Linked DNA regions of Homo sapiens: region 1 is linked to region 2. Evidence: read pairs that join two places in POLR2A ChIA-PET (ENCODE). Cell type or tissue: OCI-LY7. All regions are shown on one strand. Links, peaks and the distances in the headings refer to the core of each region. The heading gives the core; the rest is flanking DNA. Region 1 overlaps MAP3K21 (mitogen-activated protein kinase kinase kinase 21). Region 2 has its middle 16 kb from the start of COA6.

The links. ChIA-PET counts read pairs that join two places held together with the same protein. Peaks named below come from ENCODE experiments on the same cell type or tissue, not always from the same donor. Only the 100,000 strongest peaks of a DNase experiment are listed, where the experiment ranks them.
Region 1: POLR2A ChIA-PET joins it to region 2 with 16 read pairs; 3 of 35 experiments call an interaction of 5 or more read pairs at or near these places.

The regions. Positions count from the first base shown.
Region 1 is chr1:233,378,922-233,391,977 of GRCh38, forward strand. MAP3K21 (mitogen-activated protein kinase kinase kinase 21) reads left to right here. Exons shown (of 10, transcript NM_032435.3): 9 at 10-789; 10 at 3,384-6,227. The coding sequence ends at 3,790. Among named protein-coding and RNA genes, the nearest start is that of MAP3K21, 58 kb to the left of the region's middle. In OCI-LY7, for the core only: no CTCF peak of the experiment used is centred there; no DNase peak of the experiment used is centred there.
Region 2 is chr1:234,351,394-234,364,449 of GRCh38, forward strand. It overlaps the pseudogene RPS15P2. Among named protein-coding and RNA genes, the nearest start is that of COA6, 16 kb to the right of the region's middle. RefSeq lists enhancers at 5,304-5,423, 5,464-5,563, 5,614-5,723, 5,744-5,793. In OCI-LY7, for the core only: a CTCF peak has its summit at 6,596; a DNase peak (open chromatin) is centred at 5,558; H3K4me3 peaks cover 2,263 bases; H3K27ac peaks cover 565 bases.

The DNA.
Region 1 (13,056 bases), core at 3,000-10,999, 970 kb before region 2:
TTTATTTAGGGTCCTGTGAAGAGCCAAAACTTTCCCCTGATGGATTAGAACACAGAAAACCAAAACAAATAAAATTGCCTAGTCAGGCCTACATTGATCTACCTCTTGGGAAAGATGCTCAGAGAGAGAATCCTGCAGAAGCTGAAAGCTGGGAGGAGGCAGCCTCTGCGAATGCTGCCACAGTCTCCATTGAGATGACTCCTACGAATAGTCTGAGTAGATCCCCCCAGAGAAAGAAAACGGAGTCAGCTCTGTATGGGTGCACCGTCCTTCTGGCATCGGTGGCTCTGGGACTGGACCTCAGAGAGCTTCATAAAGCACAGGCTGCTGAAGAACCGTTGCCCAAGGAAGAGAAGAAGAAACGAGAGGGAATCTTCCAGCGGGCTTCCAAGTCCCGCAGAAGCGCCAGTCCTCCCACAAGCCTGCCATCCACCTGTGGGGAGGCCAGCAGCCCACCCTCCCTGCCACTGTCAAGTGCCCTGGGCATCCTCTCCACACCTTCTTTCTCCACAAAGTGCCTGCTGCAGATGGACAGTGAAGATCCACTGGTGGACAGTGCACCTGTCACTTGTGACTCTGAGATGCTCACTCCGGATTTTTGTCCCACTGCCCCAGGAAGTGGTCGTGAGCCAGCCCTCATGCCAAGACTTGACACTGATTGTAGTGTATCAAGAAACTTGCCGTCTTCCTTCCTACAGCAGACATGTGGGAATGTACCTTACTGTGCTTCTTCAAAACATAGACCGTCACATCACAGACGGACCATGTCTGATGGAAATCCGACCCCAAGTAGGTTGCATTAATTAGGTAAAAGCATAAAACACTGCTGTAGAGATTAGTATGTGAAACAGTATGGATTTATGATTTTATCTTTTCCTGGTGATGACATTTAATAATTTGTTTTTACTGTTCATGTAGATCTTTGAACCTTACCCTTCTCTTATTTGATTTTAACTATGATTTGGATTCTGGGAAAAGTGTAATTGAATTTCAGTAACTGAAACCTATAATAGCATATCAAAGCAGAAAGAACACATGGAGAATAACCACCCAGCCCCCTCACGTTACGGGAAAGACAAGCCAGCTGCCCCAGTTAGAACCACGGATGAGTGGGAGGGCTGGAACTGAAACTGGCCTCTCGCCTCCCTGCGGGCCTTGTCTCCTCCACTGCTGTACATGTCATTGTTCTGTTTCTGTTGGGACTGTGTGTAGCAGGTGATCAGCCTGCTAGGGCTGCCATAACAGAGTGCCACAGCATGGAGAGATGTTCAGCACAAACTCATTGTCCAGCAGTTCCAGAGGCTGGAAGTCAGATCAAGGTGTCTGAAGGGTTGGTTCCTTCTGAGCTCAGCCTGGCTCCTTGACTTCTAGACGGCCGTTTTCTCCCTGTGTTCTCACACAGTCTTCACTCTGAGTGCATCTGTGTCCTAATCATCTGTGTCCTAATCTCTTTTTAGGACATCAGTCACATTGGATTAGGGCCCACCCTAATGACCTCATTTTACCTTAATCACCTCTGTACAGACCCTATTCCACATACAGTGACATCTGAGGGACAGAGGGTTAGGGCTTCTGCTTAGGAATTTTGTGGGGACACAGTTCACCCCATGACAGCAAGTATTACCCTGTTGATGTATGTTATACCAGACAGTTCCATGAGGTTTATGTCCAGATGTGGAATCTCTGAAAGAAAAGAAAATCAAATTTTTAAATAGTTTTTTAGTCTATTCAACAAGAGGGGCTTGGGCAGAAGGCAACCAGTGGTATTTCCACAGCACTTTATAGATGTTAAAGCACTTGGACATAAATTGTCTCTTAGTTTTTATGGCAACTCTATTATATGCAAGAGAATTCAAACTTACGGAAAATTAATGTTATTCAAGGTCACACAATTAGGAAGTAGTGGTGTCAGAATTTAAACCCGGGATCCTTCTGCTGTATCACAGTGTCTCACTCCTCCTCACTGCGGTATTTTTTCCATTCCTAAAATTCAGTGAGTATTGATGTGACTGGATCATGCTATCATGTGCTAGAATGTACTCAGCTTTGAGATTTCTGGGGTTAAGTGGCACTGAAATACTGACATTTGAGGAGATAATATGGGTACTTTGGAAGAATGGGGGATTTTGAGTCATAGAACAAAGGTTCAAGTTCTAGTTGTACTATTTGGTAAGTTTGTGATGCTGGGGAAATTACGTAGACTGCTTTCTTGTTTGAATGTCTTAAAAAGCATTGTAGTGTCATGGTTAATAGTATGGAAGCTAGCTGGGCTCATATCTCTGCTTATATGCTGAGTGAATTTGGGCGAATCACTTAAACATTTTGTGCCTCAGTTTCTTCATCTATAAAATGGGGACAGTAACAATATACATACCTAATACTATACTTACCTAATCTGTACAATTGAGATCGTGGTAAAAGTCAGATGGCACACTAAGTGCTCTGTAGAGCTTGAGTATTATTTATTTTGTATGTGAACATAATTGCAATAACCTTATATACCTGTCATGAATATTAAGTGAGGTAATATATACAAAAAATGCTTTCTAAATTGTAAAATGCTATGCTAGCATTGGTTATAAAGCTATATTAAGACAAACTGCTTTCATCCTTTTTATCTTTTCCTTTACTTCTTTTTAAATATTATATCTGGATATGATATTTTCTATATTATTGTTCATTGCCTTTAGATAAATTGGTTTATTATCTTTCTGTAGGTCAATAAGTATTGGTAATTTATAATTGCACAAGGAGAAATTCTAGCACAGTAATCCCATATGAAAGCATATTTTTCTCTAACTTATAAGCCAATAATTATTTGCTAAAGTGGTAATAACATTATTCAGTTCTTCAGTACAAACAAGAAAAGAGGTGACGTGTAAAAGTCTAACTGCTTTTCCATTTTCATCAGTTTTGTCAAATCATAATCTACAGTGAAGTTTAATCATGTTGACCATCATTTTTAAACCTCTTAAATTTATTCCAGTCTAGTCCATTTTGAAAGCTACCGTTATAATATCATTATAATGACTCATAATTTTTATTGGCCTAAGCACTGTGAGGATTATTTAGCTCTGTTTACAAATATAATTTCCATAGGTTGAAGTACTCTTTGCAAACTTGCAGGACTTCAGCCAGGTGTGGTGGCACATGCCTGTGGTCCCAGCTACTCTAGAGGCTAAGGCAGAGTTCCTTGGTCCTTAAGGCCAAGAGTTCGAGGCTGCAGTGTGCTATGATCATGCCTGTGAATGCATGTTTTTTGTTGAAGCTCATTTTAAAGCTATCACTTTGTTGAATTGCCATCATAATTATTTTTCTTGATATTCATTGTTTTAGAACTCATTTTCTTTCTAACTGCATACTGTTTTGGCTTTCTCAACCAGCTGGTGCAACTATTATCTCAGCCACTGGAGCCTCTGCACTGCCACTCTGCCCCTCACCTGCTCCTCACAGTCATCTGCCAAGGGAGGTCTCACCCAAGAAGCACAGCACTGTCCACATCGTGCCTCAGCGTCGCCCTGCCTCCCTGAGAAGCCGCTCAGATCTGCCTCAGGCTTACCCACAGACAGCAGTGTCTCAGCTGGCACAGACTGCCTGTGTAGTGGGTCGCCCAGGACCACATCCCACCCAATTCCTCGCTGCCAAGGAGAGAACTAAATCCCATGTGCCTTCATTACTGGATGCTGACGTGGAAGGTCAGAGCAGGGACTACACTGTGCCACTGTGCAGAATGAGGAGCAAAACCAGCCGGCCATCTATATATGAACTGGAGAAAGAATTCCTGTCTTAAACTAAGTGCCTTACTGTTGTTTAAGCATTTTTTTAAGGTGAACAAATGAACACAATGTATCTACCTTTGAACTGTTTCATGCTGCTGTGTTTTCAAAAGCTGTGGCCATGTTCCTAAATTAGTAAGATATATCCAGCTTCTCAAAAAATGTATATGATTGCTGTTAGCCATGTCTATTGTTTTTCCTCTGGATTCTTTTCTTATAACTTGGAATACACAAAAGTGTAAAACAAGAGATGTGCACCAATGAAAACTATGCTGGGTCGAATTACCTTCAGCACAATGTTAATGTTTTTGTTCTCATTTATGCCTTTGTCCATTTGCACACAACAGAAATTGTAATGAGCTTCACTATTTTTGTTTCTTTCCTTCCTTTTTTTTCTTTTTTCCTTTCTTTCCTTTTTCTTGTCTTGTTTCTTGTTTTTTTTTCTTGTAGTTTCTTTTCTTAATTGTCATTTTTGCAACAAAAAGCCAAGAAAGAGCTTTAGTTTCTTGGCAAGAATAATGTGATATTAGTAAGTAAAGGTCTTAAAAGTCTGACGACTGGAATAGATATAAAGTCCTGTTTAAACTACCTAACCTTGGCTGTGGGCCGATAATGCATATGTCCAGTTCTCACTTAAATTATGCAATGATATTTCTCTCTGAGGAAATTATACGGAATGTAACTTATAAAAGCTTTACTGAATATAAGTTATAAGCATTTTATTCATTAGAACTCCAAAATAGATGTTCAAAGTTCAGTCCTTGCCATTTGACTGAGACCACATGGTGTGCCCCTTGAGTGAGGCTAATCTTTAGGTTTTTCCTATAGAAAACATTCTTCCTCCATCAGTAGCCCTTTATTTGATATTCAGAAGTGGAAAGCTTTTTCATTCTCCAGTAGAACTTTTAAAAATTGTTACAGATACCTAGCTCTTCACAGATATCATGTACTGTAAACAGTCATGTGTCTTAATTTTATTTTCTCTATTTGAGTGCATAATTATCCTAATAATCCCAAAGACACTGACAACTCAAGGAACAGCAGTACAGTACTATTAGAAGTTAAGTATGTTGTTGTTATTTCACATTTCATTTAATTGTGGATAAATGTTAGACATCTGTTGAAATAAGCTCATATGGTGGAAACGACAACTATATTATGAATTATTTTCAGAAATGGATCTTTGAATAGCAGATCAGGATTTAAATAATAAAATTATCTATGAATCACTTTTATGGTCATACATATATGATACAAATCCAGAGTTATTGGTGCAGAAATGGCTACCCGAGAGCTTGGTAAATTTGCCTTGGTTTCTTATGTTAAATGTATTGTGCTTCCCTTCTGTCTCTAGAATGTGGCTCTTCAGAAGACAGACAATCGACATTTAAATTTTTCCAAACAATGAAAAACTAAATTAAAAACATTGCTTGATATTTCATTTAAAATTGCACCTTGCTTAAGGTTTACTGAATAACTGAAATGTCAGCAATTTAAAATAAATTCAATTGTGTGATAAAATATCTCACCTATAATAGAAGAAAAGGAAAATCATATTATTTGGCAATTTTGCAGCATTGTGGTTGCCTAACAGGTATATCCAGCAGATGAGAAACAGTATGAAAGGATTGTATTAACATGGTAAGTTTTGCCCTAAGGAAAACGATCTTGCATTCTGGATTCTTGCAGCAAAGTCTCAGATACTTAATACGTTTTCTTGTTTTATCATCTGTTCTATGATTCGGCTTCACTTTGTGTGGTTATTGAATTATGTAACAGAGATTTGGTTTTCCCAAAATGTTATCACATTTGAAACTATGATTGCTTTGTGTTCAGTCCTTTTGGAACACGTAGCTTCCAGCTTAAGGGTAGAGAAATATATACCTAAAATCATCAATACATGAAAGAAAAAGGATGGAAACTATGTCCTCAGTTTTACTTCTACCAAAACATCCCTGTATGTGTGTGCATGTATGTTGGCGTGTGTGTGTGTGCATGCATATTAGTAAATGTGTGTTTGCATGTGTGTGTTGGGGAGTGTATGTGATCTGGGTGTTTGTTTATCTCTGTTATTATTCCCCTTTAGCTTTATTTTAGTCAACTCTACATTATGATGAATTTCAAAATGAAGCTGTATTAAAATAATTGTAATATAACAATTCAATCTCACATGTTACTGCAGATAGTTAACTTTTGCTGCAATCTATTGTACATTTGCAATTTTCTGTGTTAGTAAACTTAGCAGAATCTGGTTATTTATTTTTGTGTAGGCTTAATGTTCACTGAAAGATAAGTCAATTACTGTTAGTAAAAAATTAAGGTACTCTCACTGCAGAGATTTAAGGCCTGGGCCTAATGTGCTGTATTATGAAGCCTTGTGACTGAAAAATATGTTTACATATGTTGTCTATTTTTTTAATAAACTTTTATAGCTGGTCTATTTGCTCAGTAGCTTTGATCCTCTCTTGATTATTGTGACTATAGTTTGCAATGGTTTATTTTGTATTCAATAAGAAAAATTGTGTTAATAAAGATTATTGTTTAATAAGCCAGGTATTAACCTGCTAAATATATTAAACTGAAAATCACTAAATGAGTCATTCAATTAAATACATCAAAAAAGGTAGAATGAAATGTTTTATTTCAAATTTTTTTGGTTTACATATGCATTGAAAAGTTATATTTCATGGTGAGCGTTTTGCAAGTCCAGCTTTTCAGAAGACACACTTTTGCAGAGTGAAATGAGTATGAGAAAAAAATCTCAGTGATTAAGGAGACATGTTGATTTTATTGTTTAATTTTATGTTTAAATCAGAGGAATTTCAAACACCACTTAACATGTAGAAATTCTTACTAAGTGATAAAAGCTTGAGTGAATGAGGAAAGCAGATCGCAGGACTTCATGGAGATCATAGCATTACCCCACCACATGGGAGGGAGCAAAACGTAATGTGCATTGAATATCTGTTAAGTATGGGGAACCCTCCTAGGTGCCTATAGAAGACAACTCCTGTAATTCTCTTTAATAAAAATTGTGAGAGAAAGCCAGGCATGGTGGCTCACGCCTGTAATCCCAGCACTTTGGGAACCTGAGGTGGGCGGATCAAGAGGTCAAGAGATCGAGACCATCCTGGCCAACATGGTGAAACCCCTTCTTTACTAAAAATACAAAAAATTAGTCTGGCATGATGGTGCCCGCCTGTAATCCAAGTTACTCAGGAGGCTGAGGCAGAAGAATTGCTTGAATCTGGGAGGCAGAGGTTGCAGTCAGCCGGGATCGCACCATTGCACTCCAGCCTGGTGACAGAGTGAGACTTAATCTCAAAAAAAAAAAAAAAAAAAAACAAACTGTGAGATAAGTAATACTACTCCTATCGCATTAGATATGAAACAGACACAGAAAGGTTTGGTAAATTTCCAAAGACCCAGTCTGAGTCAAGTGATCACCATCTACCTGTTCACACCTGTGGTTAATAGTTGTAAGCATGGTGTAGAAGATGAGGACATCTTGCAAATGAGCTTTGTAAATGTTATCTAAAGCTAAGGTAGTTTCTCTCTCATCAAAAAGTCAAAAGTCTAAAAATGTATGAGTACCATTGAAGTTAAATAAGATATAGAGATAAATATTGAAATTTGAAACATTTTATTTAGGAAGCAAGAATTGCAATTCAGGACATACACAGAGACCAGGTGATCTTCAGTATGTCCAAAGAACAAAGAGACAGGAGTTTTATTAAAGAATTGTTACATATTGTTTTGAAAGAAAGCTCATTGGCACTAGAGAAGCTTTTGGACTCTGGCAAGCTCTGGTTGGTGAGTCATGGCAGGAATTAAAACAAGTCTTAGAGTCACAAATTGTTGCTTCAGCAGCTACCAGGTAAAACTGGCCCTGGGGTGACAGCAGGCCATTTCAGCAGCTGGGCTTGGAGAAAATACATTCGTGGAGTAGGTGCTATGTCCCCCACGTATGTTTTCCTCTCTGGCCCCTCAGTTCTGATTTAACTGAGTATGTATGACAAGAATTGCCCAATTTGTATTATTAACTTTCACAGTACTTATTTAAAAATAAAACACTATTAGCTAATAACACTTAATACAATGGAAAATGCAATAGAAAGGAGTAAAATATGCATATCTGATAGATCAACTCAGAGAAATGAGGTATTCTGTTCAATAGGTTCATAAATGCCATGGTCTGAATATGTCCCTCAAAATTCCTATGTTGAAATCGTAACCATCAAAGTTTTGGAATTAAGAGGTGGGAGGTAATTAGATCATGAATTCTCATGAATGGGGTTAATGCTGTTTTAAAAGAGGCCTGAAGGAAGCTGTTATCCCTTTACACCATGTGAGGACACAGTGAGAAACTGCTATATATACACTAGGAAACAGGCCCACAGCAGACACAGAGTCTGCCAGCACCATCATCTTGGACTTCCCAGCCTCCAGAACTGTGAGCAACAAATGTGTGTTGTTTAGAAGCCACCTACTTTATGTTATTTTGTTATAACAGCCCAGATGGACTAAGACAATAAATATGGTGAAATTATGTAAGAACTGCAATATACACATAAAATAATTTAATTGGGCTTAAGCTGTCTCTATTCTTTACTTCTGCAAAGATCAACATGCTGAAACATAGTGAAAGATGAAGTATTTGTGAATGAAACAATGTAATCGGTACCAGAGAGTGGAACAAAAACTAGCTATTGTTTGTGGTGGCAGGCGCCTGTAGTCCCAGCTACTCGGGAGGCTGAGGCAGGAGAATGGCATGAACCCAGGAGGTGGAGCTCGCAGTGAGCCGAGATTGTGCCACTGCACTCCAGCCTGGGCAACAGAGCAAGACTCCATCTCAAAAACAAACAACAAACAAACAACAACAACAACAAAACTAGCTATTGTTTTTACAACCAAGCAAAATATAGCAGGTCCACACATAACATTTTTTCATTCAATGTCATTCTGTTATAATATTAACGAGGAAAAAAATTTGATTCCCAGCCAGGGCTGCTGTCTGTGGGGTGTGCACTTTCTCCCCATGTCTGCGTGGGTTTTCTCCAGGGACTCTGGTTTCCTCCCACATCCCAAAGACATGCATGCCAGGTTAACTGGTGTGTCTCAATTGTCTGAGTGTGAGAGTGTGGGTGTGTGAGTGTGCCCTGCCATAGAATGGGGTTGATTCCCACCTTGTGCCTTGAGCTGCTGGGATGGGCTCTGGCCACCTGCGACCCTGAACCAGAATCACTGGGTATATAATTACCTTAAATTGTTTTCATTAATCTTAGATGTATGTATAGATAACATTTATTTCAATGTTTAGTGTTAGAAGTGTTTGGGGTCTTTATTTAGCGATTTAGTGGTGTTTTCGTGACCAGAAATATGCCCTAGGAACTTAACTGCTGTTTTTATTAATTCACCTGTAGTGAAATTGGTTTTGTGTTACCTTGTTTTGCTTAAAGTCACAGTTTCCAAATACCTATAGACAATGTTAAGTGAGGACTTCCTGTAAGTAGTTTAGATTGAGGAGCTTCCACACACTGACAAACTCGTTTAGTGGCTACTGTGTTAGGCACCACGAAAGAGACACCAGATGTAGCGGAGAGCAAGGAAGATGAGGCTTGTCCCCTGCCTGGATGGTTTTAATGAGAAACTGTGCTCAGGGCAACTGCATGGACATCATGTGACTTGTGCAGTCACACAGAGCCTCACACTCAGATGGTCCCTGAGCCTGACTTTCATGCTCTGTGAACATCATCTTGAAATTCTTAATAATTTTTAAAGAGGGAGCCCTCATTTTTATCTTTCACAGGGCCTCACAAGCTATGCGGCCAATTCTGACAACAAGCGAAGGGAGTGTTAAAAAAAGGTGAAGTCACTGGGGCTTTGATAGCATTAAAGGAGTTCATCTAATCTTGGGTGGGTGGGAGGTGTCAGGGAAGTGTCTGAGGAAGCCAGGATGTCCACTGGATGAGGAATGCTCCATGCAGAGTTGCTAGCTTGTGAAAAGTCCTAAGTCATTTTTCTTGTGCTGCATTCCATATTTTCTCTTTGTTTTTGGCTCTTAGCATTTTTGCCATGACACATCTAGTTATGGATCTCTTTGCATATATACTTCTTGGAGTTTGTTGAATTTCTTGAATGTGTAGATCCATGTTTTCAGCACATTTGAGAAGTTTTCAGCCATTATATCTTCAAATATTTTTTTCTTCTTCTTTTCCTCTCTTCTTCTGCTACTCCCATTACACATGCTGGTGTACCTAGTGAATCCAGCATTTGTCTGTGGCTCTGCTTATTTTCATTCATTCTTTTTTTTCCAGATTATATGATCTGTATTGATCTGTCTTCAAACTCTGATTCTTGAGTTCAAATTTAGTGTCAAAACATTAGTAAATTTTTCATTTGGGCTATTACATTTTCACCTCCATGATTTCCATATGGTTCTTTTTTTATCTCTGTGTTGGTATTTCTCTATTTGATGAGACATTGTCACCAGACCTTCCTGTACTTCTTTAAACATGTTTTCCTCTAGTAAATTGAACAATTGATAATGGCTGCTTGGAAGTCTTTGCTATTAAATCTGAAATCTGGGCCCTCTCACAAGCTATTTGTTTGCTTTTTCTCCTGGTGTATGGGTTATGCTTTCCTGTTTCTTTGTATGACTCACATTTTTTTGCTGAAAACTGAACAGTTTAGGTAATTGTGATATTGTGAAATATATATTTGTTCCTCATCCCTGTCTCCCTGCATACAACTTTTAAAATCCTTGCAGTCTCCAAAATGTTAACTGCCTTTTTGTATGCTAATGAGTTGACTAGCGGCTGTCAGCCCCTAGATGGCTTCAAGATGGGGCTGGTCACTGGAAAGACCAAGGCATGATTAGAGGGTTGAGGCTTTCAGCCTCAACTAGTGCTGAAGGTTAAGTTGGTTGCCAGTGGTCAATGATTTAATCAATTATGCCTATGTAATGAAGCCTCCTTATAATCCCAAAAGGACAGAGTTTGGGAGCTTCCAGAAAGCTGAACTTGTGGAGGTTTCTGGAGGGTGACAAACCCAGGGAGAGCATGGAAGCTCCACAAGCCTCCCCCCTGACCTCCCCTTAAACATGTCTTCATCTCTCTCTTTTGTAATATCCTTTACAGTAAACAAAAAGTGTTTTTCTAAGCTCTGTGAGCAGCTCTAGCAAATTAATTGAACCCAAGGAGGAGGTCCTGGGAACCCTGATTTATAGCTCCTAGGTCAGAAGCACAGGTGAAAAAAACCCTGGGGCTTGCTATTGGCACCAAAATTAGAGAGCAATGTTGTGAGACTGAGCCCTCAACCTATGGGATCTGATGATAGGTATGATAGACTGAGCCCTCAACCTATGGGATCTGATCTCCAAGTAGATAGTGGCAGAATTGGGTTGAATTAGAGGACACACATCTGGTGTCTGCTGCAGAAATGATTACTTGCTTGATGTGTCAGAAAATCCCCCCAAGCTCCATCTGGTGTCAGAAGCATGTTGTGAGTGCACAGTAGGAAAAATTGAATTTCTTTCTTCAATTCAGTAATACAGTTGACCCTTGAACAACAGAAGTTTGAACTGCGTGGGTCCATTTTAGCTCAGATAGTTTTCAGTAAAGGTTATACCTAGTGCACCTGCCTCTCCGTCCTCCCCTTCCACCTCCTCCACCTCTTCCGCCTCTGCCACCTCTGACACAGCAAGACCAACTGCTCCTCTTGCTCCTCCTTTCCAGCCTATTCAACATGAAGACTATAAGGATGAAGACCTTTATGATGATCTACTGCCACTTAATGAATAGTAAAGACATTTTCTCTGCCTTATGATTTTCTTAATAACATTTTCCTCTAGCTTACTTTATTGTAAGAATATAGTATAAGATACATATAACATACACAATATGTGTTAATTGACTTTTTACACTATCAATAAGGCTTCCAGTCAACAGTAGGCTATTAGTAGTTAAGTTTTTGAGAAGCCAAAAGTCTTGTGTGGATTTTCAAGAGTGTTGGGTATTGCTGCTCCTAACCTTCATGTTATTCAAGGGTCAACTGTATAATGTAGCAGCTGTGGATACTAATTCCCTTCACCCTCTCTCCAGGTCTTGTTTTTGTTGCTGTTTGCTCATTTGTATGGTGATTTGTTAGACTATTTTAGAGAAATCTATTTCCTTCACCAAGTGAAGCCTTTGAAGCCTTTGGTGTCACACCTTAGAAGGTTCAGGCTTGGCCTTGCACACAACCCCCTGGGATGACATGGTTTTAGCACAGCTCTCTTTAACTGTCTCTTTCCGTGATCTCTCTGATAAGCTGTCTGCTTCATTTGACATCACACCAAGTAATTGCTGGCTGATTGCTCTATTATTTTTGCTTATGCCCTGGGGCATATCTTGCTCCACAGTCTACTCCAATTAATTTCAGGCAGGGGTAGTTTTGGGACTATCTTTAAGGCTTGTTCTGACCCAGGAGGGGTCCTGTTAACTTTCTTTTTTCACAATTCTCTCTGATAAACTCCATGGCCTATGGTTTAGCTTGTTGCTCTTAATGAACAGCATGGTTTTTGAGACTGTTCTGAGGCTTGCACGTCACCACACTTTCACATAAAATCAGTTCCTTTGGTGACATCTTTGGAACTCTCTGTTCCTGTGAAATATCTTTCCCTCTGGCCAAAATATTTGAGCCATATGTTGAGTGTTGGGTGGGATGGCAACTTCTAATCTTCTTGGCTTGCCTCTCCCAGAGTGGAATCTCTGCTCTCCAAGTGAGCTCATGTGAGGACAGTTGGGAAACCAGGATTCTTCCTGGGATAGAGCCTCCACCCTGTGAGTAGAGCCTGGATGGAGGAAAGGAGACTTTGACCTCTTGGTCACACTCACCAGAAATTTAGCCTCTTAAATGTGGAGTTGGAAGAGATAAGAAATGCTAGTGTCCTGTGTCACCCAGTGAAATACCATATCCCATGGTTGCGAGCTGAGGGAACAGCTTTGTCTTTTTGTCCAAATCTGTCTGGAGTGGAGTTTCTGCCAAGCTGAGTTGGGATTGGGGGTGGGGATGTAGTGAGGAAGATTGCAAGGATTTCAGGAGTTGTATGCAGGGAGACAGGGAGTAGAACATAGCTCAAATGTCATGGACTCTTGCTGTTTTTACCAAGATTTAGTAGGTTTAAAAAATAAATAAATAAAGATGGCTTCTTTTGCTATATGTGCTTAAGACAATTTCCAGACGCTTTAAATGTGTTTGTTTTCCAAATAGTTTTTTTTCTTCTTAACGAGTTATGCTT
Region 2 (13,056 bases), core at 2,179-10,178:
TTTTCAAATTGGATTAAAGATAAGCCCAACTATACTTATCCTACAAGAAATGCATTTTAAATATAAACACATAAGTCAGTTAAAATAAAACAATATACTATGGTAATATTAATCAAAAGAAAGCTAGAGTGAGCCTTATTAATATCAAAAAAGTTGATTTCGAAGCAAAGAATATTATCACAGATAAAGAAGGTAATTTCATAATTATAAAGTTGTTAATTAATCAAAAGAATGTAACAATCCTAAACACGCTCCTAATGACAGTTTAAAAATACATGACGTAAAAAATAACAGACCTACAAATAAAAATAGACCAATACACAATTATAGTCAGAGATTTCAATACTACTCCATCAATAATTTAGAATAGAAAATCAACAAGGATATAGAAAATTTGGCAACACTATCAGCCAACTTGAATTGCTTGATATTTATAGAACACTTGACCCAACAACAGAAGAATAAACATTGCTTTTGAGTATACATTAAACATTTACCAGACCATATTCTGAGCTATAAAACAGAATGTAAGCATTCTACAATTGAATTTAATTAGAAATCAATAACATAATGATCTCTGGAAAATCCGCAAATATTTGGAACCTAAACAACACACTTTCAAGCAACCCATAAATCAAAGAAGAAATCAAAACAGAAATTAAAAAGCATTTTAACTGAATGAAAATAAAATACAGTATATCAAAATTTGAGAAATACAACCGAAACGTTACTTAGAAAATGTTGGCACTAAAGTACTAGATTAGAAAAAGAAGATAGATCATTGACCACAGCCTCAATTTTTTAAAAACTGGGAAACAAAAAATTAAACCCAAAGTAAGCAGAATAGGGAAATAATAAAGATCAAAGTGGAAATAAATAAAATAGAAAATCAGCTAAACCAAAAACTGGTCAGTGAGCAGGTCAATAAAATTGATAAACCTCTAGCCAGACTAACAAAAAAAAAGAGAGAAATTACAAGTTGCCAATATCAGAAATGAGAGATGTGATATCACTATAGATTCCACAGATATTAAAATGGTGATAAGGGAGTATTATGAACAAATTTATGTCAATAAATTTGACAAGTTAGATGAAATAGACAAATTCCTTGAAAGACACAAACTGCAAAGCTCACCTAGGAGGGAATACATAACCTGAATAGCACTATATCTATTAAAGAAATTAAATTTGTAATTAAAAGATTTCCCACAAAGAAAATTTCAGATTCAGAAGGCTTCACTGATAAATTCTACCAAATATTTAAGAAAGAAATAATACCAACTATACATAAACTGTTTCAGAAAACTGAAAAGGTGGAATAATTCTCAATTCATAAAGAGTCCAGCATTATCCTGATACCACACTAGGCAAAGATATCGCAAGAAAAGAAACTACGAAACAATGTATCTCATGAAAGTGAATGCAAACATACTAAATAATTGTTTAGCAAACTGAATTCAAGAATATCATCTAAAATGGATAATATACCCTGACCAAATGGGGTTTATCTCAGGAATGCAAGGCTGGTGTAACATTTAAAAATCAACCAGGCCAGGCGCGGTGGCTCACTCCTGTGATCCCAGCACTTTGGGAGGCCAAGGTGGGCAGATCACTTGAGGTCAAGAGTTCGAGACCAGCCTAGCCAACATAGTCAAAGACTGTCCCTACCAAAAATTAGCTAGGCAGGGTGGCACACACCTGTAGTCCCAGCTATTCGGGAGGCTGATGCAGGAGAATCACTTGAACCCAGAAGGCAGAGGTTGCAGTGAGCCAAGGTCGCACCACTGCACTTTAGCCTGAGTGACAGAGCAAGACTCTGTCTCAAAAAATAAAAAATAATAAAATAAATCAATGTAACTCACTATATTACCAAACTAAAAAGAAAACCATATGATCAATAGACACACACACAAAATCTTTTGACAAAAGCCCATATCCATGTATGAAATCTCTCAGAAAAGTAGGAATAAAAGGATCAACCTAATAAATGGCATCTACAAAAAGCCTATAATTAATATTACTTAATGGTGAAAGATTGAATGCTTTCCACCAACAATCAGAAACAAGAAAAGGATGACACTCAACACTCCTGTTAGACATTGTACTAGAGGTTTTAGCTGTTGCAATAAGCTAGGAAAAAGAAATAAAAAGTATCCACATTGAAAGGAAAAAGTAAACCTGTCTATATTCTCGGATAACATGATCATCACTGTAGAAAATATGACAGAATCAATGAGAAATGGCAGGTCTGAGATATGCTCTTACCTTTTTCCAAGTAATCCTCCTTGAACTTTTTGCTAACCTCCTAGCCACCCAAAATAAAGGCTACATTTTCCACTCTCCTTGCAGCAAGTTGTGGCTTTGTGACTACTTGTTGAAATGTGAGTAAAAGTACTTTGTGGCAACTTGTAGAGACTTTCTTAAAAAGATAACTGGTATACACCATGAGGTAAACTTGGGGATAAAAGGAGCCTGACTGAATCCCTTCATGGAGTAGAGTTGGCATAGCAACAATGGACAACCTACCTCTGAACTTTTACATAAGGGAGAGATACAAACTTCTATCTTGCTTAACGCATGACGTTCAGTCTTTGTTACTTGCAGCTGAAGAAATTTTAAAAATTTGTTTAAATCTCCTTGAAGACAAAATTAGAAGAGATGGAATACAAGAAAAAAATAGTGGATCAATCCAATAAATCCAACATCCTACTAATAGTTCAAGAAATACAGAACAGAGAAAAGAGAGAGGAAGAAATTTCTCAGAACCAAATGACATGAGACTCTAGATTAAAAATACTCACCAATACTCACACTAGCTAAAGATATGGAAGAGACTCATATTAGGGGATGTCACTGTGAAGTTTCAGAATACCAAAGAAGATCCTGAAAACTTCCAGAAAGATAAGTAGAGAATACTTACAAATTATTAGTCAGAATGGCTTCATATTTCTCAATAGCAGCATCAGAAGCCAGAGGACAAATAATCAAATGCCTTCAAAATTCTGGGGGAAAATTATTTTCAGCTTAGAATTCTAGAGCCAGCTAAACTCTCAATCAAGCACAAGGACAGGATAAAGATGTTTTCAGATATTCAAGGGCTCAAATACCCGCTATGTACCCTTCCAAAAGAAGACTGGAAAATATGTTCTACCAAAACAATGAATTAAAACAAGAAAGAAGATGACATGGGATCCAGGAAAGAGGATATCTGACACAAAGGGAAGTCTCCCAATGAAATTTTTACAAAGAGCAAGCATTACATACTGAAGCAGAAGGAAGAAGTTTCCAGGAAATAAAGACATACAATTGATATTTGACTGAATAGAAACATATTGTTAATATACACATGGGAGAAACAGTGAAATAATTGAAAAGCATTAACAATAGGTAGATAAAAATTCAGGCCCTCAAAAAGGCTAGTATCAATCACAGGAAAAAGGAAGGAGAAAAAAGAAAGAAAACATACAAGTAGTACATTACATGGCTCGGCAGTGCACTGCATTGGTATAACCATAATAATGTAAAGAATAACAATTAATTTAACCAAAAATCATACCAAAATTAAATTAGAGGAATGTAGGAAATGTAGTTAGGAAGAGAATGTAAACCGGAATGGAGGGCAGGTGCACAGAAAAATGGCTTAAAATTTGGACTTCCTAGCCAAATTGCCTTTTTTCACATCCCAGGACACCTACTAGCTGTATGATCTTAGGTAAGTTACTCAACTTCTTTGTACTTCAGTTTCTGCATCTGGAAAATGAAGATGATACTACTTACTTCAAAGAGTTATCATAAAGATAAAATGAGTTTATATCTATATATAATGTACTGATAAAAATACTTGGTATAAAGTAAATAATAAATGTGTATTTATCATATCATTAACATGGTAGGAAGTCAATATATGTTCTCTAAACTTGAAAAGTTAAGAAATATTCTATATAGAAATGTGGAGGTAAGGAAAATGGAAGAGTTGAAAATTGGGTGAAATAGGGGATAGACTATTGGCTTTCATAAAATCCTCGTAGACCTCTTCGATTTAAAATAAACTTTGTGGCCAGGCGTGGTGGCTCATGCCTGTAATCCCGACATTAGGGAGGCTGAGGCAGGCAGATCACTTGAGTCCAGGAGTTCGAGACCAGCCTGGCCAACATGGCAAAACCCCATCTCTATTAAAAATACAAACATTAGCTAGGCGTGGTGGTGCATGCCCATAGTCCCAGCTACTCAGGAGGCTGAGGCATGAGAATTGCTTGAACCCCAGATATGGAGGTTGCAGTGAGCCAAAATTGCACCACTGCACTCTAGCATGGGAGACAGAGCGAGACTCTGTCTCAAAAAATAAATAAAAATAAAATAATAAAGAAATAAAAAATGAAATAAACTTTATACATAGACTACTATGATAAAAATAAAACTTAATTCCAAACAAGGTGGCCTTCTTTCCAAAAGCCCTCTGCCTATTGAAAGATAGCTGAGTGAGACTTAATGAGCTCTTCCTTCATATAATGACATTTGCTATATTTGGCCAACTTTCTGCTCCACCATTAAGCCCGATTATCTTTGCTGACACTTAGAGCACATTTACTTTAGATAGGAAATCGAAGGCCAAACAGAAGAGACAAAGTCCCTACCAAGTAAACATGGCCTCTCCCCAGAGTACCACACAAGATAATATATCACATTTTCTATAATAGACCTTAGGGGTTCAAATCCTGGATCTGCCATTTAGTAGCAATGTAATTTTTGACAAGTAATTCACCTCTCTATGTTTATTTCCTGTGAATTGTACCAAGTCTGCGAGGAAATCTATAGGTCATGCCCTACCTTCTTAAGAATCAGCTCTTAAGGAACAGTCATTAGTGTAATGTTAGGCAACAATTTTAGTGAACAGAAATCCCCAGAGCAACCAGAGAAAGCAGAGCACACTCTGTTCTGAGAACTCTTCAGTAAAATAGAAAGCATGTCCTGAACCAGACCCCAGGCCCTTCATTACACTACCCATCTCTGGTACTTGGAAGATCATGAGATAATAGCCTAGGGGCTATAATAGCCCCTAGCCAGAGGCCCATTTACTAACCCCACTGGTATAAATGGAAAAAGTTTTATAATTTAACTCATTAAACTTAATGCAAAAGTATAACATAATTAGGAAACACACCTTTGATTTCTCTAAAGATGAAAATACATCTGGGGATTGAAAATCTATGAGGTGTGAAGGAAAGGAGACAGAATATTAGCTACCACACTTATTTGCATATCTTTTTTTTTTTTTTTTTGGAACCATGTGCGCCTTTATTAGCTGAGCCACTACTTGAGAGGGATGAAGCAGAAGGAGTGGGTGGCGCCGATGCCGGACCGGCATTGCTTTACGGGCTTGTAGGTGATGGAGAACTCGCCCAGGTAGTGGCCAATCATCTCGGGCTTGACCTCCACCTGGTTGAAGGTCTTGCCGTTGTGGACGCCCACCATGCTGCCCACCACCTCGGGCAGGATGATCACGTCCCTCAGGTGCGTCTTCACCACTTCCGGCTTCTCCATGGGCGGCGCCTCCTTCTTGGCCTTGCGCAGGCGCTTCAGCAGGTAGTGCCGCTTCCGCCGCAGGCCCCGGTTCAGCCGCCGCCGCTGGCGCGCACTGTACAGCTGCATCAGCTGTTCGTAGGACATGTCCAGCAGCTGGTCCAGGTCCACGCCGCGGTAGGTGAACTTGCGGAAGGTCCGCTTCTTCTTCTGCTCTACTTCTGCCATCTTGCCGGATCCTCAGAAAGAGCTATTTGCATATCTAAAGGTTGTTTTCCTGATGAAAGCAATCACCATTGTTAACAGATGTGAGCGTAAATGGCTAACCATCATGATCAAGAAAGTTTCAGCTGATAATAAGCTTCAGTATTACTTAGATAATGCTCTTTTATACTATTAATATTCAAGGTATTTATTTAAAACAGACCAATGGATTTCCATGAAAACCTTCTCTATTGCCTAAGTGACTAAGGTTCATGCTGGCACTACTAGATTATTTTAAAATTTTCAGGAAATTCAGGCCTACTTCGATTTTTAAAATCATGCATCCTGGTTAAGTTAAAACTCTATTTCACTCTTCTCCCAGGTCACATTTAAAACGTTTCATATAACCTCAAAAAACACAAGCAAAAAATGAAGTCTCTAATTGAGCTTGTGAATTCTACAACTCTTCCTACTAACCAAGTGGATATTAAAGGGGGTACAAATACCTGAAGGTTTTATGAAGGATTTATTTGATAAAATTCATAATGTATTTAGTTTTCAATCAAGCTTCAAAACATAGAATGATGATTCAAATGTCTGGGACAGGAAAGTCACTGCAATTTCAAGGAACTCACAGTAAGTGTCAAGAGCCTCATCCCTGAGGCTTGGTGAAAGGTTTAAATAAGATAATGAATGTAAATCATGTGTACTGACTACATAGTAAGTAATCAATAATATCTGCTACTATCATTGAAAACTATGGACTGGATGCCATTATACATGGGAGTTCTGTGGTTAGATAAGCATAGCCCAAAGATTCTTAATAATCACCAACCTGGAGGGAAGTCACTGTTAGGGATATGATGAGGGCTATGAATTTTGTATGCTTTGATAGTCTAGTTAGAAAAGCATAATTGAAGATGTCTATCAAACCTGCAGGGGGTGGCAGTGCTAGAAGAGATAATTCCATAGTTTGAATGACAGACTCAAGATCAAAAGGAGCTCAGACTGAGATGATGGGCTATAATAAACAAGATATTTAAGCATGTTATTCTCCTGCTTAATTACTTTCAGTGGCTTTCTGTTGCTGACCACTGAATGCCCTCATGTCTCAGCATGGCATTGAGTACCCTCTACATTAGAACCTTGTCTGGATTTTTTTGGTATCTCCCACCACTACCCTACAGATGCCCATCTCTTTATCTGAGCTTCTTCTTGTTCCCAGATCTTGCCCCTACCGTACTACCTGTTTCTTCTTGCTATAGACTGAATGTTTGTGTTCCCCAACCCCAAATTCATATGCCCAATGTAATCCCCAATGTGAGGGCATTTGGATTGGAGGTAAAGCCTTTGGGAGATAATTAGTTCATGAGGGTGGAGTCCTCATGTATGGAATTCGTGCCCTTATACAGGAGACCCCAGAGAGCTCCCTTGCCTCTTCCACCTTCTGAGGACACAGGAACCAGGAAGCAGGCTCTCAACAGACACCAAATCTGCCAGCTCCTTGACCTTGGACTTACCAGCCTCCAGAACTCTGAGAAATAATTTTTGATTTTTTATAAGCCACCCAGTTTGTATTAGTCTTTCCTACACTGCTATTAAGAACTACCTAAGACTGGGTAATTTATAAAGAAAGAAAGGTTTAATTGACTCACAGTTCCACAGGCTGTACAGGAGGCATGACTAGGGAGGCCTCAGGAAACTTACAGTCGTGGCAGAAGGCAAAAGGGAAGCAAGCGTGTTTTCAGGTGGTGGCAGGAGAGAGAGAAAGAGTAAAGGGGGAAGTGCTGCACACTTTTAAATAACCAGATCTTGTGAGAACTCTGCCACAAGATAGCACTAGGGAGATGGTGCTAAATCATAAGAAACCATCGATCCAATCATCTCCCACCAGGCCCCACCTCCAACGTTCAGATCACAATTCAACAGGAGATTTGGGTGGAGACACAGAGCCAAATCATATCACAGTTTATGGTATTGTTACTGCAGCCTGAACAGGCTAAGATGGTGCCGGCCTGTCTCCCACCTGTTTCTGAACATCCTATTCATCCTGTTTGGCTCAACTCAAAAGTTACTTCCTTCATGAAGAAGTTCCCAGTCCCCCAAAATCAAATAAGCACCAAGTCTGCCCTCGAGTGCCACCTATCTCACACCACTGCCTCATATTGGATGTCTTGGTGACCTTGGTCAGTCCTCTTATTAACTTCCAAGTCTCTTAAAGGCAGGAACTGTTTCCATTATGCAGACTGCATTCTTAAAAGTATTCATGAAACAAATAAATAAATGATATATGTGAAGTCCTCTGTTCGTGGCCAAACCAAAATCATTTCAGGGGAACAGGATGAATGAAAAATCACATCTTAGGGTTGTAGCTGCTGTAAGTAGAATAAGTGCAAATATCGTGGGCACTAAAAGCTAATAAAAACATAGGGTACACTATCCAGAGGACAGAATAACTCTCTGGTTACCAGATGTGAGGCAATTAACATTCTATGTGGGTTCTGATTATTGAATGCTTAAAGAATTGCTCTAGTGTGGGCTAATGGTGGGAAGGGGCTTCACCTGTAGTGTGTTGAAGTCTCATTTACTATGCCAATAACAGCACATTCCTCACCCTGGAACCTGAGTAATCTCTATACATCCTCAGGCCTAAAGAGACAAAAAAGCTCAAATCTTAGGTCTCTCATGGCTGGAAAGGGGACAAACTGGTCGAAAGTATGGCTTCATCTTATGTTATGGTGGGAAATAATAGAATATTGGCTGCTATGAGGGATAGGCTGGGAGTCAGGTGGGAGGTGAACATTAAGAAGGAGAGGGACTGACCTGAAGCCTACGGAGTGTTGCTATCACTCATCACAGGGTTAATTTTGAGAGGCATCTATGTTTGTGCAGTTGCGTTTTCTGTAAACATTATTGTTTTGCTCCACTATGGTATTTCTTAAAGTGTTTTGGAAAAGTAAGGAAAGAGGCCGGGCACAATGGCTCACGCCTATAATCCCAGCACTTTGGGAGGCTGAGGCAGGTGGATCACTTGAGGTCAGGAGTTCGAGACCACCTGGCCAACATAGTAAAACCTCATCTCTACTAAACATACTAAAATTAGCCAGGTGTGGTGGCACACGCCTGTAGTCCCAGCTACTCAGGAGGCTGAGGCAGGAGAATCCTTTGAACCCGGTGGGTGGAGGTTGCAGTGAGCCGAGATAGCACCATTGCACTCCAGCATGGGTGACAGAGTGAGACTCTATCTCAAAAAAAAAGAAAAGAAAAGGAAAGAGATTAGATTAAGATTAAGTACCTACTTCCTCTCCCACTTCAAGTCCTGGAAATAGAGGATCAGAAATGTTGAGGAATTCTTTAGGATAGAAAGGAGATGGGATTTTACTTATGGGAAGACAGCAAATAAAGACTGCAACTTAACACATACACAGGTGAAAGTGTTAGCAAGAGTAGGAACCATTTGCTCTACATAACTCCAGAAAAAACTCATACTAAAATGAAAACATAAAGCAGGCAGTTCTGAGCAATTCCCATCCTTTCTCTACAAAAAGAGAGACGGTACTAAATAAAACATAATTTAGCAATCACAAGCATGAACAGATAGACCACAAAATTTACCGAGCATTTAAGCAAGATCAACACTATGAATGAAGACATTAAACCAAAAAGTCAGAGGCACTACCATCTAAGGAAAAGGAATAAATTATAAATTAAAAGAACATAAGAGAACTAAAATAAGGTGTAATTAATGTTTTCAAAAGATAGCATAAAACAAGAGCAAGAACAAATTGCTTTATCATATGGGATCTAGCCTTCAGCTCTGAATGGGAGATCCTATTACTGACAAAGTCTGTCTTTCCAAAATGGGGTCTTTCTCTGTTCAGTTCAGAAGCCAATACACAAAAACAAAAGTGAGCATCAAGCAGTTCAGGTTTCGTTCGATGGCCATAGAATTGAGAAGTGGGAGCTTGGCTCACAAATCAATTTCATAGCTCTTGCAAGTGAGTATATCACAAATATAGGGCATCTTTAATGAAGGGGTTAAGCATTAAGAGCAAGAGGAGGAATATTCATGTCTTTTCTGGGAATGGGCAGAGAACCGCTCAAAACCAGAGTGCGCTTTCCTTTTTGTCCTTTCATGGTTTCCTCTGGCTGTTGTCAGGGTGATTGTCAACTGTCATGGCACTGGTGGGAGAGTCGTTTAGCATGGACATTAGACTATAATGAAGTTAGAGGTTCTTCAGAGGTCAAGTGAGCTGCCATCTTGGATCCAGTCTTAGTAAGTTAGATCACAAGGGGGAAATTCAGACCTCAGGCATCCTGTTTCCTAAAGATAAGCAGGGTTAAGACAGGATAGAAATTCACCTAGGTCATGTAGGCATTACAATGTGTAACAATCCTAAATATCAACTCTCATGACTGGCCTAGGACCTTGAAACAACAGGAACTATGTCCAAATACCATGAAACTTTCATGTAGTATCAGTGTTAATGTCAGTATGTAGATTCTTTGGCTTGCAGGGAGGACTTGCGTGGCAGAAGTGCTTTGGTAACAGAAAAGAAAATTTAACTTGTGAGCTCTTTCTTCTCAGGTAGCACGAATGTAACAGACTCCTGTATGACAAAATATATTTTCCCAGGAATGGCAAGCACCCATTTTTGTCCAATTCATGGTTCTGGAGGTACTTACAAATTAGTGTGATGTTCATAATAGTTGCTCTCAGAAATTGCAGAACAGTTTGCAATTTTTTTTTTTTAAAAGGGGTCTCGCTCTCTTGCCCAGGGTGGAGTGCAGTGGCGTGATCTCGGCTCACTGCAACCTCCGCCTCCCAGGTTCAAGAGATTCTCCCACTTCAGCCTCCTGATTTGCTGGGACAACAGACATGCACGACCATGCCCAGCTAATTTTTGTATTCTTTTGGTAGAGACAGGGCTTCACCATGTTGGTCAGGCTGGTCTCGAACTCCTGACCTCAAGTGACCTGCCCGCCTTGACCTCCCAAAGCACTGGGATTAGAGGCATGAGCCACAGTGCCCAACCACATTTTTATTATTAAACAATTCATAATACTCTTAAAGATGTATGCTTAAAGGTCTAGAGTGAGACATGATACCAATTTGTTATACTGACAGCCAAACTTTGTACACTAAACTTGTAAATATTTTTTACAAACACATTTAGTAAGTATGTAATTAAATGTTTAGAAAATTAAATAAAAACTCAACTCATTATAATAATAATGATTTATTGTTTCATAGACCTTGATTATCACTGGTTTTGCCTTATAGATTTTAATAGATAAGTTTGAATACTTGAGCATAACCACATCATGAAAATATGTAAAAATAACTTTTTAAAAATTCTTTACATTTACTTTAATTTACATTTTTTATAAATATATATTTGGTGTAATTTGAACACAATTATATTTACTTCTTAATTCTTTTAGATCTGTATACAAATTATGTGAAACTCCTTCTGTTTTTTATATTTTATTTTTTGCCTAAGTTCTACCTCAGGATCTAGAAACTCTTTCTTTTAACAACGTAGTTAACAATTTTGCTGAAACAAAGGCAAGAAAGATACATTTTACAGAATACATACTTTTGAATAGATTATTTTGTTGCTGAATCAAATATTGCTGATTCATCAACAGGACTGTAATAATAATTAAATTCAGCCATCTTTGACATTTTGGCAACTTTATAAAAACCATACCTTTATACATCTTTTTAAATGTTGCTGTTATGAAGGTACACTTGTCAAGGTACAGGAAAAATCATTTTATTTTCAGCTTGATTCATAACTTTTAAGTACCAAGCATACGAGGCATGGGTTCTCATTTATACTCTTTTCCCACCTACCAGAAACAGGCCTGGTCAGACTGGAATAATTTCGGATGCAACTGTAATCCTTGTAAATGAAAATAGGTTACAATCATCCATTAAGAACAGAGATTCTCAGCTGGGCGAGGTGGCTCACGCCTGTAATCTCAGCACTTTGGGAGGCCAAGGTGGGCGGATCACGAGGTCAGGAGATCGAGACCATTTTGGCCAACATGTTGAAACTCCGTGTCTACTAAAATACAAAATAAAAATTAGCCGGGCATGGTGGCGTGTGCCTGTAGGCCTAGCTACTTGGGAGACTGAGGCTGGGGAATCACCTGAACTCCGGAGGTGGAGGTTGCAGTGAGCCAAGATTGTGCCACTGCACTCCAGCCCGGCAAGAGAGTAAGACTCTGTCTCAAAAAAAAAAACAGAGATTCTCACCGAAGAATTTTCAGTGTCACCGTATGCTCTGTACAAGAGGTGAAACTAAAACTAAAACAAAATGACCCAAAAAAGGATGCAAATACATGATTTTTAAAAGATACGCTAAGGAAATGCTACAAAAATGAAAGGAAATGAGGTAATATTAATATCAGTTAATAAAATTCAAGGCCAGAAATGTTAAATGAGTAAATAAGAAATGTATGTTGATGGTATATGTAATCATATATACCTAACAAGATAGCTGTAAGCTATAACTGTTAGAAATATAAACAGAGACAAATATATAATAATTGTGACATATTTTAATATACTTCTTTCAGTGATTAAGAAAGCATTTAATAACAGCAACAGCAATAAAAATGTGTGGGTTTTGAGTGAATAGCACAATGCAAGCTTAGCTGTATAGATGGATGATGGATGGATGGGTGGATGAATACATACATACGGCTGGGCGCAGTGGCTCACGTCTGCAATCCTAGCACTTTGGGAGGCCGAGGCGGGTGGATCATCTGAAGTCGGGAGTTCGAGACCAGCCTGGCCAATATGGTGAAACCCCATCTCTACTGAAAATACAAAAAATTAGCCGGGTGTAGTGGCGCATGTCTGTAATCCCAGCTACTCGGGAGGCTGAGGCATGAGAATCGCTTGAACCCAGGAGGCAGAGATTGTGGTGAGCCGAGATCGCGCCACTGCACTCCAGCCTAGGCGACAGAGGAAGACTCCGTCTCAAAAAAAAAAAAAGAATATATACATACATACATATAGGTTGATAGCTAACTAGGTAGATATATAGATATACAGATACATATACAGTTGATAAATAGATTTGCTCAGCTATAATATTATAAACTATAAATATTACAAGCTCTCATGGATGAAATTGATATCTTAAATCAACGGGGAAAGAATGGAATATTCAAAACTGGTGTTGGCATATTGGACAATGGACGTGCGAGCAGGTTTTAATTTAAATAGGGAGAATTGCTTAGGACTTGATGAGCCAAGACTTGGAGGCGAAGAAGTGGTTGGAGAAACCACCCCAGGCAGAGGAACCCCAGGGGTCA